2 separate regions of the Homo sapiens genome follow, and region 2 is linked to region 1. A link is an interaction called in ENCODE POLR2A ChIA-PET data of the cell type or tissue named here. Cell type or tissue: Panc1. All regions are shown on one strand. Each heading gives the region's core, and the rest is flanking DNA. Links, peaks and the distances in the headings are about the cores only.

Region 1 (8,328 bases), core at 231-8,230:
GAGTCTGAGGGGAGAATGTCTGGTTGGCTCTCTGACTCGTGGGCTGTCAGTGTAGTGTGAGAGACCACAGACCAAGGGGACTGACCATTGTGGGGCTGCCCACTTCCCAGACAGTCTGCCCACGCATTCCACTACCAGGTCAGAACTCCAAAATTATTCAATCAGGAGGCTCAAACCACCACCCTAATAGGCTCATCCGGTGGCACCCTGTGACAGTATCGATTGGAAGGCAGGGAGGAAGACAGACTGGAGGTGAGATGCCAGGAAAAATACAAGATGCCCAGTTAAATCTGAATCTCAAAAAAAAAAAAGGAATAATTTTTGGTATAAGCATGACCCATGCAATATTTGAATTAGGCCGAATATGTCTTTTGAGTCCCTGCCCTTGGGAATTCCCCTTGTCCTTTCCCAGACACTGTGTCTGCTTGTGTGCCTTTCCTTCCTGTCCTCCCACCTCACCTCTGTCCTCAGTTTCTCCACCCCATCTCTATTCCATGCTCTGGCCTCTTCCAACACCTCGCCGGCCAGTGCACCATTGCATCCTGTGTCCTCCTCTCTCTGGAGCTGACCTCTGCTAATCAAAGGGCCTCCTCTGGGTGACCTTGGCCCAGAGTCTTCAGCTCCTTGGGCCTGTTTCCTCCACTGTAGCACTGAAGGGCTGTGCCAAGGCACCGGGGGTCAAGCAGAGCTTCGAGGAACAAATCTCTTAGGGACTGTCACCATGTCACCTGCCCTGCATCCCTGACTTACCCATGGGAACCCCTTTGCTCTCTCTGTTTGACACCCTGGGGTTCTGTTTAAAATCTGGAAGAAGGGATTCTGCTACCTAAGGAAAAGCTTTTTTAAACAAGGGGACTAAATAGCCCTGATGTCTCTGCCTGCTGCAACACTGGTGCTGGACTCCAGCCTGAACTAAGGGGCTGGGCACCACTAGGGTAAGGAGCTCTCCCCTCCAGGTGCGGCAGGAGCGCTGGATCAGGGGCCTGCTGCAGGGAGCGCAGGGGGTTTCCACTGTGTCACAAAGCCTTGGGCTTCTTTGGAGGGCTCTCAGGGGTCCCATGAATGCTTTAATTGATTTTTATGAATGGGGAAAATAATCCAAGACTGCAACACCCATTTTCTAAAGGCTAAGATCATCCAGACACCTTATGGCTCTCAGTGAACAGTTTACAATAGACAAATGTTATACATGTGAGCTTTAAGCAACATTTATACTAATAAAATCCTGCTTTGATTTGTTTTAGAAGGGAATCTAAGCTATTGTGTATGGGAATCCATTTGAGGAGGAAGGAAAAGCAAAAATGCATTGAGTGCCTACTGTGGGTCAAGTACTAGGCTGGATCTTTTACATGTGCTATTTCTTTAATCCTCACAGCAATTCTCTAACTATTTTTTAATGCCCATTTTACAGATGAGGAAACAGTAGCTCAGAGAGGTTAGCTGACTGGCTCAAGGTTGCCAATAAGGAGCAGAGCCAGGTAGGATTCAAACCCAGCTCTGACTGACACCGAAACGTTCCTTTTTCCAATATACCATGATGCAGCGATGAAAACAACAGTTGTTTTCTCATACGGTTAAAAAACTGGTTCAGAAGCCAGCACCACTAGAGAATTTCTCGAATGTCCTGCCCAGGTTTTCTGGAAGAGAACACTGAGTGACCATCTTGAAGAATAATACCTATTTGTTTTTGAGTTTTTTTTTTTTTTAGACAGAGTTTCCCTCTGTCGCCCAGGCTGGAGTGCAGTGGCACGACCTTGGCTCACTGCAATCTCCGCCTCCCGGGTTCAAGCAGTTCTCCTGCCTCAGCCTCCCTAGAAGCTGGGATTACAGGCACACACCACTATGCCCAGCTAATTTTTGTATTTTTAGAGACGGAGTTTCACCATGTTGGCCAGGCTGGTCATTAACTCCTGACCTCAGGTGATCCACCCACCTCAGCCTCCCAAAGTGCTGAGATTACAGGCATTAGCCACCGCACCCGGCCCAAGAATAATACCTGTTTGGATGTGGATGTCTTGCTATGTTTATTTTTATTTTTTAAAGTTTTTTCACACCTCATATTTTAGGGTAAATCAGCCTCTCTTAGTTCTGTGAATTAGGCCAACCCCCCAGTTGTCTGGGGTGGGCTGTGGAAGGGGTATTTCTGACACTTAAAACATTTTCCCCCATGGGCTGGGTCATCCTGGCGGCTTCTCCCTTCTGTCCCCAGACATGCAGTCCTGGTCAGTGCCCACCCACGGGGTGGGTCCCAGGAGAGCACTCCAGATGGGGCACAGGCAGCAGAAGGTACGGGGAGTAGTTTCTTACCCAAGTTGGGGTCATATTCACTGATAAACCTCTTGGTCAGAAACTTCACGGTCAGGGCTGCAAGAAGCAGAAAGAGGTTGGCTCCATCTCCGCGGCCATGTCTAGCTGCTGGCCCCTCGTTTAAGGGAGGCCTTATCTAACCTCTGTGATCCCCGGCTGACACCAAGCTCAGCTCTCCCAGAGAATGAAGCTAGGGAACTGAGGAATTGGTTTGAAAGGCTCAGAAGGAAACCAGAACTACGGGGAGCCAAGTGCCTCTAATTGCACCGTGGGAATTTTTTTTAATGGCAAGGAAAGCAATGAGTGGCAAGCCTAAGGGGTGTTTGGAAGGTATGAACTCAGGGGTCAGGACCCATGCAACCATTACCCTAGAGTCAGCCTGGTGAAACCTCAACTGAAGGGAGGTGTCGCCCACCCCGGACAAGTCACAGAGATTCTGAAGTGTGGGGCTATTTACTCCAGGCTTTAGCTACAAGCCAAAAACACAGGAAGAGCAGAGTTGATTGCAGTGGTTGATCTTTGGGAAGGGTATAAATCCCCAAGTGCCTGGGCTTTCCAGGTAAGGTCCAGGTGAGGTCTGTGTCCCGAAGAAACACACTCTGGTCCTGGTCTCCCACATCGCAAGTCTTGGCTTTCTCTGGGGCCTCTACACTCATCATGGATATCTCAGCAGAATGTAAAACTCAAGAATTAAGCTCTCTTTGGTTCAGAGTGTAGCCATATAAAGCAAAGACCAGCCAACTACTATACTGGACCCTCAAAAAGTAATGTTCGCTACTGCTTGTTTGGAAAGAAAGAAAAGAAAAGAGAAGAGAAGAGAAGAGTAGAGAAGAGAAGAGAAGAGAAGAGTAGAGAAGAGAGAGAATAAAAGAAAGAGAAGGAAAGAGAAAGAAAGAAGAAAGAGAGAGAAAGAAGAAAGAAAAAAAAGAAAGAAGAAGAGAGGGATGAAGGGAAGGAGGGAGGGAGGGAAAAGAGAAAGAGAAAAAGGAAGGAAGAAAAGAGAAAGAAACAAAGACAGAAAGATAGAAAGAAAGAAAGAAAAAGAAAAAAGAAAGAAAGAAAAGTAATGGGATGCCTGTAATTCCAGTGCTTTGGGATTGAGACCAGCCTGGGCAATGCAGTGACACTGTTATCTCTAAAAAAATTGAAAAATTAACCAGGCATGGTGGTATGCCTGTAGTCCTAGCTACTCAGGAGGCTGAGAGGGAAGATCACTTGAGCTCAGGAGTTTGAGGCTATAGTGAGTCATGATCGCGCCATTGTACTCCAGCCTGAGTGACAGAGACACTGTCTTAAAAAAAAAAAAGTGACATTGTGAATAAAATCCTTAAAATTCTTTCCTAGGATTCCTAACGGTGTCAGTTTGCAAACTAATACCCAGGGAATACATATTTTAAAATTTAAATTCTTTCTTTTATGTAGTCACTGGCTAAACGGTACCGGTTACAGAGCTACGGATAACAATCTGATTTTCAAAGGGCAAATCTTTCAAAGGAAGAGGGTAATCCCTTCTGTAGGAAAACCAGATTCAGAGTCCCCTCTCTGGGGGTGGGGCTGGCTTCAAAATCAGAGAGTAGGCCCCCAGTGAGTCTTACAGAACACTCTGGGGAGGAAACCCACAGCCAGCTGAGCTTGGGTTGGCCATCACTAACGGCTAAAACTGGAAAAACAGCCAGTGGAGGACCCCTTCTGCCCTCCCTCCTTCAGCCAGCCAGGAGTGGCATAGTTCAGTGTTGACACAAATTATCTCAATGGAAGCCCAAGATCTTGGCTCATCAAGGACAATCCCATGCACCTGGAACCATAACCCAATGTGTTTCCAGAAAGTTGAGAGGGGTCTGGCTTGAAACGAACACATTTGATAAGAATGCACAACTTGTCCCAGAATCCCAGGGAATGGGGGTGGGAGTGGGGGAGTGGACCTTCCCTGAGAAATCTCAACAGCTAGTGACTTCACCAGCTCCCTTCTACGGGGAGGGGGTGTGGAGGGGGAGGGGTTGGACGGGAAGTCTTCCCCCAAGCCTAATCAGGGAGTAGCAAGGCTGCGACTAAGCTCAAAGAGGCGCCTTGGGTAGGGGGATCAGTGCCCAACAGGTCCCTTTGAAGCCAGTCGCCAGGACTGACTGCTGGCCCCAGGGTAGGTCATAGGGGTGGGGGTTGGAAGGTTGGTGGCAGGGGAGACCGACCAGTAAAGGACTCCGAGACACACAAGAGAGAGGGGAGAGACAGCAGGGGTCACTGATACGGAGGACAGAGACAGTGGGAAGACACAAAGGGAAGAGGCAGGCAGGGAACAGAAGACAGAGATGGTGGAGCTGAGCACAAAGCCGAGAGAAGAGAAAGCCCGGCAACAGGGAAACTGAGGCAAAGAAAATCACGGTGTCTTGTGCGACCCTCCTGGGTGAAGGAAGCTCCCCAAGCCAGTGGAAGAACCTGCCCCCAAGAGCACAGCCCACTGTCCCCCCACCCACGCCCAGCTCCGCACTTGGCGGCTCAGGCTCCCCGGCGCCACTCACCAGACTTGCCAGCCCCGCGGCGCCCCAGGATGGCCAGGTTGACCTCGAGGGGCGCGCTCTGAGGCCCGCTGCCCGCGCGGGGTTTTCCAAACACCGAGGACATGGCGACGCCCTGGACGGCCACGCAGGTCTGCGGCCGGTGGGCCCCGCGCAGTGCGCCCGCCCGTCGGGGCCCAGGGGAGCGGGATGCAGGCTTCCCTGGAGCGCGCGGCCCCGGACCCGTCGGCGTCCGCGCCCTCGGCCCCGCGTCCAGCGGGCTGCCACCCCGCGGGGAGGAGGGGCCGGTGGAGCCTGGCGGGCGGGGCCACCCCAAGCGCCACCAAATTCCTTGTAAGGGCTGCGGAGCCCCCCGCGGGGCGCGCTCAGCCGGCTCCTGGAGCAGGGAGGGAGCTCCTGCCGGCCGCGCCCCCACCGCCGGGCTGGGCCTCGAGGACCCTGCCGTCACCCTCCCGAGCGCCCCCAAACCCGGCCGGGAAGGAGCAGAGAAGGAGCCCCAGGGCTAGGGGGAGAGAGGGGAAGGATGTTTGCACTCTTCCCTGAACCTCCCACTCAATCTCTTTTCACCAGCAAGAAAATCCACCCCTCCCTTTGTTCTACCAAGCCAGCCCCGCCTCCTCCTCCAGGAAGCTTCCTGGGTTCAATTCCAAGCCTTGCCCTTTCTTTAGCTCAGCCTTGGCACTCTATATCCCCAATCACATTATTCTGCCCTTTGCTGTGGAGACTCTAGAGGCCTCACTGCAGAACCCATTCGGAACCCAGGCTTCTGGGAGAGGGGGCGGGGCGGAGAGAACCCCTCACTAAGATTTCAGGGCCAATATGGGTTCAGCTTCAAGAAACCTAATCCATTCTGAATTACTGTCTCTCCCTAATGGGAGCTAATGAGTTGCATGTGTTTGTGGCCTGTTGTGTAAATGGGGTGTTTGTTCTAAAACCTGGCACTGCCTCTTGCCTACAGCAATTCTGGGATTGGTGGTGAGCCTGGCAGGGGTCCCCTGGTCATTCCCCTTGGGACTCAGGGTAAATCTGGTCATACCAAAGACAGGGCAAAGGGCCCACACCACGAACCTGGACACTTAGGATCTAGTGCTAGCTCCTGCCCTAGAGTAATCTTGGGCAAGTCACCTTGCTTCTTTGGGCTTCGGTGTCCCCATATATAAATACTGAAGGAAGGGGAAAATGAAGCAAAATAGAGAGTGACAGAATCAGCCCTGGGCTCCAGGCCTGCGTACATTCTAGAACCCTGTGAGGCATCTCTTCTGGAGTACGCTCCAGGTTAGAGCAGGGAAAGGCATGGGAGCCTCAGAGACCTCTCACGGCAGCCCTTCTCCTTCCCCTTCCCGCAGATGGTTAACTCATCTACCCACCCACCCACAGAGGAACCATGGAAAACCAGGTGTGCAGGCAGGGCCCAGGGTCAGAGCTGGATGGTAATAACGACTCTTCAAAGAAGAACAATTATTTTCCTGGCCAGGACATGAATATTGACTCAGCCTAGTTGTGTTTTGGGGAAATCATGGTAAACCAGCTGTGTTATTAAGGTAGTGGGTGGAATTTGTTTAGATTACACTCTCAGGCCAGAATTAGTCACACAGCTAATGGCCAAGGGTTTTCCTTTGAGTTGTAGGAGTTGAGAAAGTGGGAGCCAAGTTCCAGTCACATCCCTGGGCTGGCCCCATTCTGTGAAGACAGACTGGTTCCAGATGGGGCCTTTGGGGATAGAACCAATCTCAATGGACAACTGCTGGAGGCAGGGCTAACTGTGGGCCTGCACGGGCCCAACTGCATGTAAACTTAAGCTCTGCTACTTCTCAGCTTGTGTGATGCTGGGATGTTACTTGACCTCTATGTGGTCTGTTTCCTCATCTTTAAAACTTGACCAACCAGGAGATGGGAGCTGCAAGATTCTAGCTCAGTCTGAGGGTGAACTCTGTAACCATCTGACTGTCCATAGTTAGAAGGGACTGTCTTTGGTGGAACTCAACCCCTCTCCCCTGACACTGGCAGCAACCAAGGGAGTGACCACGTCAAGGAAGTGTTAGAGAAGAGACGCCTTCATGACTCGAATGTTGCAGTAAGATGACCCTTAATTCTCTTCCAGTTCAGAGATTATTTGAGCTGGTGGCCACCTGGTTACTGGGGCCCTCAACTGTGACAGCTCATTGCTCAAAGTCTGCCCCTTCTCTGAGGCTTGGGAGGAAAACAGTGCCCACCTCATGGCTGCGACCTATCCTTTTCTCCATCCCCAGTTTCCTCACCCAGGGGCTGCTACTGTCAGACCCTGGAATAAACTACTTTGCCCTTCTGGGTCTCTGTTCCTCATCTTCAAAATAGGGACAAACCTGGGCAACATGGTGAAACCCTGTCTCTACAGACGCATATAAAAAAATTAGCTGGGTATGTTGGCATGCAACTATAGTCCCAGCTACATGGGAGGCCAAGGTGGGAAGATAGCTTCAGCCCAGGAGATGGAGGCTGCAATAAGCTGTATTTGTGCCACTGCACTCCTGCCTGGGTGACAGAGTGAGACCTTGTCTCAAAATAAAATAAAACAGGGACAATATCAATAAGTATATTAGATAACATGTGTCCTATCCAGAGCTTGGCCCATGGCCCAAGGAAGTGGAGGTTAGTTCTGTCTACTCCTCTGGATATAAATAGCACACATTTCTCATCCACCTACAAAGAAGTCATAACCGTTTAGTGACCAGAAGTTTGTACACTTCAGATCAAGAGAGAGGTTATTCTGCTAGGGCAGGTAACCCAACTCTCCTTACCCTCTACCCCCAACCCTCATCAAGGGTCTCATAGGAGGCCCCCAGGCACTCAAAATCTAGAGGATGTGGCACCAGGCCCAGCAGTGGGCATGCAGCAGGTGCTCAATAGATACCTCTGGAGTGAACGACTGGAGCAAATATAGGTCTAGACACGTAGGGCCTGTGAGGTTTTCCTGACGGCAGGACCTACCCTTGCCACCCAACCCCCAGGAGCCCTTTCATATAAAGCTAAGCTTTTGGTACCCTTTCGCGATGTGGTTGCCTCTTCTGGAGGCACAACATGACAACCACTTCTGTGGTTGTCGAATGATAAATTCACATGTCAAAGGGGAACAGAACCTTAGAAGGCAGATTCAAATTCCACTTTACAGATGAAGCACTGTAGCCTGAAGAGTTTGGGTAGCTTTTGTAAGTCAGTGGTGGCACCAGCATCAGAGCCCAGGCAGGAGTCCTGACTCCCAGTCCAGTGCTCTTCCTCCTCTAGGTCCAGGCAGTACAAGCCACTCACTACCCTATGTGCAGAAACATCTATGTGCATAAGTGGCAAGGGCCAGGGCGTTCCCATCAGACTTCAGAGAGTGGGGGTGTCTCCCAGGGGCAAGGGTTATATCTTCTCTATCAGACTGGAGACTCCCACAGGTTAGCGCCCCAGAGAGTCTACTTAACAGACGCCTACTGTATGCCCATCGTTGTGAATACAGGGATAAACAACACTGGGTCTGTGCTCTAGA
Region 2 (8,267 bases), core at 268-8,267, 92 kb before region 1:
TTGCTACTATTAGATTCAACTTGGCTAATTCAAGGCAAATTGATATTTATAGATTTATTTTTTAAATTTATTATTGTTATTATTTTTTGAGACAGAGTCTCAGTCAGTTACCCATGCTGGAAGTACAGTGGCATGATCTCGGCTGGGTGCAACCTCTGCCTCCCGGGCTCAAGCAATTCTCATGCCTCAGCCTTTCGAGTAGCTGCGACTACAGGCACATGCCACCACGCCCGGCTAACTTCTGTATTTTTAGTAAAGATGAGCTTTTGCAATGTTGGCCAGACTGGTGGTGAACTCCTGGCCTCAAGTGATCCACCCACCTCAGCCTCCCACAGTGCTGGGATCACAGGCGTGAGCCACTCCTGGCCTCTTTTTATTTTTTAATTAAAAAATTTAAAAAAAAACTTTTAGAGACAGGGTCTCACTCTGTTGCCCAGGCTGAAGTGCAGTATTGTGATCATAGCTCACTGTAGCCTCAAACTCCTATCAAGTGATCCTTCTACCTTGGCCTCCCGAGTAGCTGGGACTACGGGCTCGTACCACCAGGCCTGACTAATTTTTTAAAAATTTACTGAGCTGGGGGAGCCGGGGCCAGGCACGGTGGCTCATGCCTGTAATCCCAGCACTTTGGGAGGCCAAGGTGGGCAGATCACGAGGTCAGGAGATTGAGACCATCCTGGCTAACACGGTGAAACCCCGTCTCCACTAAAAATACTAAAAATTAGCCGGGCTTGGTGGCGGGCGCCTGTAGTCCCAGCTACTCGGGAGGCTGAGGCAGGAGAATGGCGTGAACCCAGGAGATGGAGCTTGCAGTGAGCCAAGATCGTGCCATGGCACTCCAGCCTGGGCGACAGAGCCAGACTCCGTCTCCAAAAAAAAAAATTTACTGAGCCAGGCGCAATGGCTCATGCCTGTAATCCAGAACTTTGGGAGGCCAAGGTGGGTGATCACAAGGTCAGGAGTTCAAGACCAGCCTGGCCAAGATGGTGAAACCCCGTCTCTACTAAAAATACAAAAATTAGCCAGGGGCGGTGGCCAGCGCCTGTAATCCCAGCTACTTGGGAGGCTGAGGCAGGAGAATCACTTGAACCTGGGGGGCAGAGGCTGCAGTGAGAACGTGCCACTGCACTCCAGCCTGGGCAACAGAGCGAGACTCCCATCTCAAAAAAGAAAATTTTTTTTCTGTAGAGACAGGATCTTGCTCTGTTGCCCAGGCTGGTCTAGAACTCCTGGACTCAAGCAATGCTCTTACCTCTGCCTCCCAAAGTGCTGGGATTACAGGTGTGAGCCACTGTGACTGGTCAGATCTTTACGGATTTCTATATATGATCTTTAGTTTATATTTATTCCATTAATTTCAACTGTTAAGAGCCATCATGGAGGGCAAACACTAATTTCTGTAAACCTATGACGAAAATTACTTAGATGAGGTGCAAACTACCTTCTGATGCTTATTACCACTGGGACAGCCTTGCTGGAAGTTGAGCTTCCCTCAAAAGGACCACTAGGTCACCTTCCAGTTAACTTTCTAAGTTCTCTCCCAGCCCCATCACTTTCTTATCTTTTGAAGGTGATGAGGTCTAAGTACGCTCTGTAAGGGGTGGACCCTGTTGACTTTGCTCACTCCTGGATCCTCAGTGTGTGGCACACAGTAAGCACTCAGATATTTGACAATAAGCAGCTGATGTGCCAGAGCACAAACTGAATGGGGGCTGTCTTGGCATTCTAACAATTAGAACAGCAATAAAAATCACCAAAAATAATGAGCATTATTTAGTGCATTATCTGGACGGGAAGGATTTGTAAAGTAGCTAATGTATACAAGAAATTGTTGCATGAATGCTGAGTAATTACTAAGATAACATCAGAAAAACTAAAAAATAGCTGGGCACAGTGGCTCATGCCTGTAATCCCAGCACTTTGGGAGGCTGAGGCGGGCGGATCACGAGGTCAGGAGATCGAGACCATACTGGTGAACACGGTGAAACCCCGTCTCTACTAAAAACATAAAAAATTAGCCAGGCATGGTGGCGGGCGCCTGTAGTCCCAGCTATTCGGGAGGCTGAGGCAGGAGAATGGCGTGAACCTGGGAGGCAGAGCTTGCAGTGAGCTGAGATCGTGCCACTGCACTCCAGCCTGGGCGACAGAGCGAGACTCCATCTCAAAAACAAACAAACAAAAAAACAAACAACAACAAAAAAAACTAAAAAATATCAGAGTGCAATTTTAAGTAGATGTGAAAACGATATTTCCCTATACATTATTTGAAAACACTGATCATACAGATGTGTTTACTCACTGGGCTTTTTTTTTGAAGTAGGGTCTTGCTCTGTCACCCAGCCTGGAGTACAGAGGCACAGTTGTGGCTCACTGCAGCCTTGAACTCTTGGGCTCAAGCGATCCTCCTGCCTCAGCCTCCTGAGTAGCTAGGACTGCAGGTGCATACCATGATACCTGGCTAATTTATTATTATTGTTATTTGTAGAGATGGGGTCTCACTATGTTGCTCAGGCTGGTTTCAAACTCTTGGCCTGAAGTGATCCTCCTGTCTTGGCCTCCCAAAGTGTTGGGAGTACGGCATGAGCCATCACACCTGGCCACTGGGCTTTATTTTAAGGCTAGAGCCTCGCCTTGCCAGCAATGAAAGAAGTGCACAGTAAGCCAGCTGTATGGCATCATAGATACCTACCAATTACTTAAAATGATAAAATCAATGAAAGGATGGCTCCTAGGAAACAAGTACCCCACTGGCTGCACCCAAAGCATTTCCACCATTTTGTTTTTGGTTTGTTTTTTTTTTGAGATGGAGTTTCGCTCCTGTTGCCTAGGCTGGAGTGCAATGGCGTGATCTCGGCTCACCACAACCTCCGCATCCTGGGTTCAAGTGATTCTCCTGCCTCAGCCTCCTGAGTAGCTGGGATTATAGGCATGTGCCACCTTGCCCAGCTAATTTTGTATTTTTAGTAGACAGGGTTTCTCCACGTTGGTCAGGCTGGTCTCGAACTCCCGACCTCAGGTGATCCGGCCGCCTCGGCCTCCCAAAGTGCTGGGATTACAGGTGTGAGCCACCGCACCCAGCCTCATTTCCACCATTTCTATCTTTTGGAAGAACAGACTAATATCAAGGGTCATGATGTGCAGAACATCTGTTGACAGACCAAATGCTCTATTCTTTCCATTTGGAGAACATATCTCAAGGAAATAAATTGGAAAGGGAAAAAACCCAGTAATTTGTACAAAGATTTACTGTAGAATGTGATGAAGAATTGGGAAAAGCCAAATGCCTAATAAAACTATGTCAGTCAATACACGGAACTGTTTACACATAATAATAAGTGGGATAAACAGAACATGGTATTAGTTACATAGAAATACTGAATAAAAACAGCAAAAGTATATTAATGAATATTAAACAAAATTTAAAAATTTAAGGTAATAAAAAAAGCTGAATTTAGAGTTCATTCAATTCTTTCCTTTTGCAAAGGTAATTGTTTCTAATTTTAAAAGCCAAGAAAGAGCCGGGCACAGTGGCTCATGCCTGTAATCCCAGAACTTTGGGAGGCCAAGGTGGGCAGATGGCTTGAGCCCGGGAGTTAGAGACCAGCATGGGACAACATGGCAAAACCTCATCTGTACAAAAATATACAGAAATTAACCAGGTGTGGTGCCATGCATGCCTGCCTGTAGTTCCAGCTACTTGGGAGGCTGAGGTAGGAGGATCGCTTGAGCCTGGGAAATAAAGGCTGCAGTAAGCTGTGATTGCACCACTGCACTTCAGCCTGGGTGACAGAGCAAGACTCTGTCTCAAAAAAAAAGCCAAGGAAGTTGCAGAATATAGAAGTAGATATAAGTCTTCCCTTCCTAATGTACCAAACACTCAAAAGCCAACATTTTCAAAATTTCACTGAACAAAAAAAGTAATTTTGTTCTTACCTGTTTGCAGTCCAAGTTTGGTTGAAGATAGAGGTGTCACTGAAGGAATTGCAGAGGATTAGGGAATGGACTCTAGGAGATTTGTGAGTGTATTCAGCAAATTTCTGGGCCAAAAAGCCTCCCAAAGAAGCGCCAAAAAGATGAACCTAATTATAAACAAATATAAGGCAGATTCTGAAATACTGATCAATCTTGAACCTGAGTATTAAAAAGTTGCTTCAATTATCACTAACCACAGAATATGTTATCACTAGCCAATAGACTAAAATATTTACAGCAGCTAGAAATTTAGAAAATATTGTATTTAAATGCAATTTATACAGTCCATCAAGATAATACAACTTGGCATCCAAGTTATATAATTAAAAAAAATATCATTCACAGATTGCATTAGAAAACAAAACCAGTCCAGGCACGGTGGCTCACACCTGTAATCCCAGCACTTTGGGAGGCCGAGGCAGGCAGATCACGAGGTCAGGAGTTCGAGACCAGCCTAGCCAGCATGGTGAAACCGTCTCTACTAAAAATACAAAAAAACTAGCCAGGCATGGTGGTGCGTGCCTGTAGTCCCAGCTACTCGGGAGGCTGAGGCAGCAGAATCGCTTGAACCTGGCAGGCGGAGGTTGCAGTGAGCCAAGATCGCACCACTGCACTCCAGCCTGGGCAACAGAGCGAGACTCCGTCTTAAAAAAAAAAAAAAAAAGAAAAGAAAAAAAGAAACCAACAAAACCAAGCTAGGGAAATATGGAAAAGGCCTGTATACTAAAAATACAAAAATTAGCCAGGCATGGTGGTACGTGCCTAGAGTCCTAGCTACTTGGGAGGTTGAGGTGGGAGGATCGCTTGAGCCCAAAAGGTTGAGGCTGCAGTGAGCCATGATTGCACCACCGCACTCCAGCCTGGGCAACAAAGTGAAAGCCTGTCTCAAAAAAAAAAAAAAAGAAAAAACTCAAAACCACTTAGTGGTTTATGTCTAAGAAAACTGTGATTCAGTAATTCCACCCCTAAACACATACCTAAGAGAACTGAAAACATATGTCAACACAAAAACTTGTACATGAATGTTCATGGCAGCATTATTCATGATATCCAAAGGGTAAAAACAACCCAAATGTGCATCAGCTGATGAATCGTTAAACAAGATATGGCATATTTATAAAAATATGATTTAACTGTAAAGAGAAACGAAGTATTGATTCCGGCTTCAACATGAATGAACCTTAAACTCACAATGCTAAATAAAAAAAGCCAGTCAAAAAGACCACATATGATACGATTCCACTTATGTAAAATATCTAGAATAGGCAAATCCATAGAGATAAAAATAAATTAGGTTGCAGGGCTAGTAGGGGGGAAGATGAGGACCGACTGCTAATGAATATGAGGTTTTTGGCATTAAAAAAATTATAAAACATTGACTGCAGTGATGGTTGCACATACCTGGGAGTATACTGAAAAACATGGAACTGTATACTTAAAAGGGTAAATTATATGGTATATGAATTATGTTGCAATAAAGCTATTATTAAAAAATAAAAGAGGGCTCGGCACGGTGGCTCACGCCTGTAATCCCAGCACTTAGGGAGGCTGAGGCGGGCGGATCACTTGAGGTCAGGAGTTTGAGAGCAGCCTGGCCAACCTGGCGAAACCCCATCTTTACTAAAAATACAAAAACTAGCCGGGCATGGTGGCACACGCCTGTAATCCCAGCTATTTTGGAGACTGAGGCAGGAGAATCACTTGAATCCGGGAGGTGGAGGTTGCGGTGAGCCGAGATCGCGCCACTGCACTCCAGCCTGGGTGACAGAGTGAGACTTCATCTCAAAAAATAAAAAAAAAATTGTATGTATGTAATTAGTTTCAGGGTACTCACTTTATCCAATTGTAAATGGTCTAAAAGTTTTCTGAATCCATCACAGAACTCGAGATGGTCCCAATAAACTGGATACTGCAACTGAAATAATAACGATAATTTTATTTTTAAAAATCATAAAAGTAAAAATGCAACTCACGTATTTGAAAAACTTAGGACTCAAACACTGACATTTCTCGTTTGCTCAAGCGCTGCTCCTTATTCAAAATATGTAAAAATAAGCTCTCACTTTTTACTAAACTTCATATTTCACATTTTTCTAACAGACCAAATTAAAAGAGTATAAAAAGTAAGCACACTCTAATGATATTACGTGAGTAACAATTTCAATTCCCATCAATTTCCTTTCTAAATAGCTGAAAAAGTCTGGGGTTCAAGGATGAATACAGCAGAACCCATTCCAGTAAAGAAATACCGTTTTCTCTTAAATCTAATTTCATTCAGAATTATGGCTCAGGAGAGATGGAAACAAAATTTGTTCTAAGGAGAGCTTCCTCTCTTTTTGGTAGCATTTCTTTAAGAGGGTATTCAGTAAAATTGTTCCTCTTCTTTTAAATGACTTAGTTACTCTATTTCATTTATTGTACTTTGGGGTGTCTGTTTGTTTCTTGAGACAGAGTCTCCTCTGTTGCCCAGGCTGGAGTGCAGCGGCGCGATCTCGACTCATGCCACCTCCGCCTCCCGGGTTTGAACGATTCTCCTACCTCAGCCTCCTGAGTAGCTGAGATTACAGATGTCCACCACCACACCCAGCTGATTTTTGTATTTTTAGTACAGACACAGTTTTGCCATGTTGGCCAGGCTAGTCTCGAACTCCTGACCTCAAGTGATCTAACTGCCTTGGCCTCCCAAAGTGTTGGAATTTTAGGCGTGAGTCACTCCACCCAGCTTGTTTGTTTTTGTGATAGGGTCTCACTCTCTCTCACCCAGGCTGGAGTGCATTGGCACGATTGTAGCTCACTGCAGCCACAACCTCTTGGGTGCAAGCGATTCTCCCACCTCAGCCCCCCGGTAGCTGGAATCACAGGCATGCACCACCATGCCTGGCTAATTTTTATATGTATACTTTTTTGTAGAAATGGGGTTTTGCCACGTTGCCCAGGCTGGTCTTGAACTCCTGGGCTCAAGCGATTTGCCTGCCTCAAGCAATATAACTGCCTTAACTTCCCAAAGTGCTGGGATTACGGGTGTGAGCCACCATGCCAGGCTACTGTACTTCTGTTTGTGACAAAAGAAGTATGGTACTTGACTATACGTAGCCTATCTATTAATGCTGGCAATGATGAGGAAAAAGAAGTACAAGTCACAAACTCATTTCTAAGGGACTCAGGTTTGTCCCCTAAGAATTCCTTTTTTTTGTTTGTTTGAACTGGGGTCTCGCTCTGTCGCCCAGGCTGGAGTGCAGTGGCGCGATCTCGGCTCACTGCAACCTCCACCTCCCAGGTTCAAGCGATTCTCCTGCCTCAGTCTCCTGAGTAGCTGGGACTACAGGCATGTGCCACCACACCCGACTAATTTTTTGTTGTTGTTGTATTTTTAGTAGAGACGGGGTTTCACCATGTTAGCCAGGATGGTCTCGATCTCCTGATCTTGTGATCCGCCTGCCTCGGCCTCCCAAAGTGCTGGGATTACAGGCGTGAGCCACCGCGCCTGGCCAAGAATTCCTTTTTTATATACATATAAAACCAACTGGCTGGGCGTGGTGGCTCACGCTTGCAATCCCAGCGCTTTGGGAGGCCGAGGCGGGTGAATCACTTGAGGTCAGGAGTTCGAGACCAGCCTGGACAACATGGTGAAACCCCATCTCTACTAAAAAATACAAAAATTAGCCAGGCATGGTGACAGGCACCTGTAATCCCAGCTACTGGGGAAGCTGAGGCATGAGAATTGCTTGAGCCTGAGAGGTGGAGGTTGCATGAGCCGAGATCATACTACTGCACTCTAGCCTGAGTGACAGAGTGAGACTCCATCTCCAAAAAACAAAAACAAAAACAAAAAAACTCCCCCAAAAACCTCGTCTAACAGGCTTACTGTTTAAGCACTTAGGTTCATTTTGTTATTGATGAATCACTGGAATGGATACTGCCATATGAATTATGGAATCATTTTAGATTTGATGTATGACTTTCATTATTAAAATTCTATTTGTGGATAAGACTTCCACCATTCCAAGAAAGAATGGGGAACTGATTCTACCTAGCAGAAAGTTTGAGAATTTGAGTCAGATGATAGCCTAAAAGAAAGGGGATGATACTTTCATGGAGTCTTTAATTTATAAATATCCATGCCCACACAGGTGACAAAATTATATGCAACTTAATACATACAAACAAATGAGTTCAAGCAGAACTGGGGAAGCCTGAATGAGATTGGTAGATTGTAGTAATATCAATATCCTGGTTGTGATTTTGTACTACAGTTTTGCAAAGGTTCGGCAGAAACTGGGGAAATGTGTAAAAGG

What was found. Peaks named below come from ENCODE experiments on the same cell type or tissue, not always from the same donor. Only the 100,000 strongest peaks of a DNase experiment are listed, where the experiment ranks them.
Region 2: POLR2A ChIA-PET joins it to region 1 with 5 read pairs; 2 of 35 experiments call an interaction of 5 or more read pairs at or near these places.

Annotation. Positions count from the first base shown.
Region 1 is chr15:65,062,910-65,071,237 of GRCh38, forward strand. It overlaps RASL12 (RAS like family 12), which reads right to left and starts at 5,082. Exons shown (of 5, transcript NM_016563.4): 1 at 4,824-5,082; 2 at 2,308-2,364. The coding sequence starts at 4,926. In Panc1, for the core only: no CTCF peak of the experiment used is centred there; no DNase peak of the experiment used is centred there; H3K4me3 peaks cover 792 bases; H3K27me3 peaks cover 614 bases.
Region 2 is chr15:64,970,669-64,978,935 of GRCh38, forward strand. It overlaps SPG21 (SPG21 abhydrolase domain containing, maspardin), which reads right to left. Exons shown (of 9, transcript NM_016630.7): 4 at 5,807-5,887; 5 at 3,934-4,079. Among named protein-coding and RNA genes, the nearest start is that of SPG21, 15 kb to the right of the region's middle. In Panc1, for the core only: no CTCF peak of the experiment used is centred there; no DNase peak of the experiment used is centred there.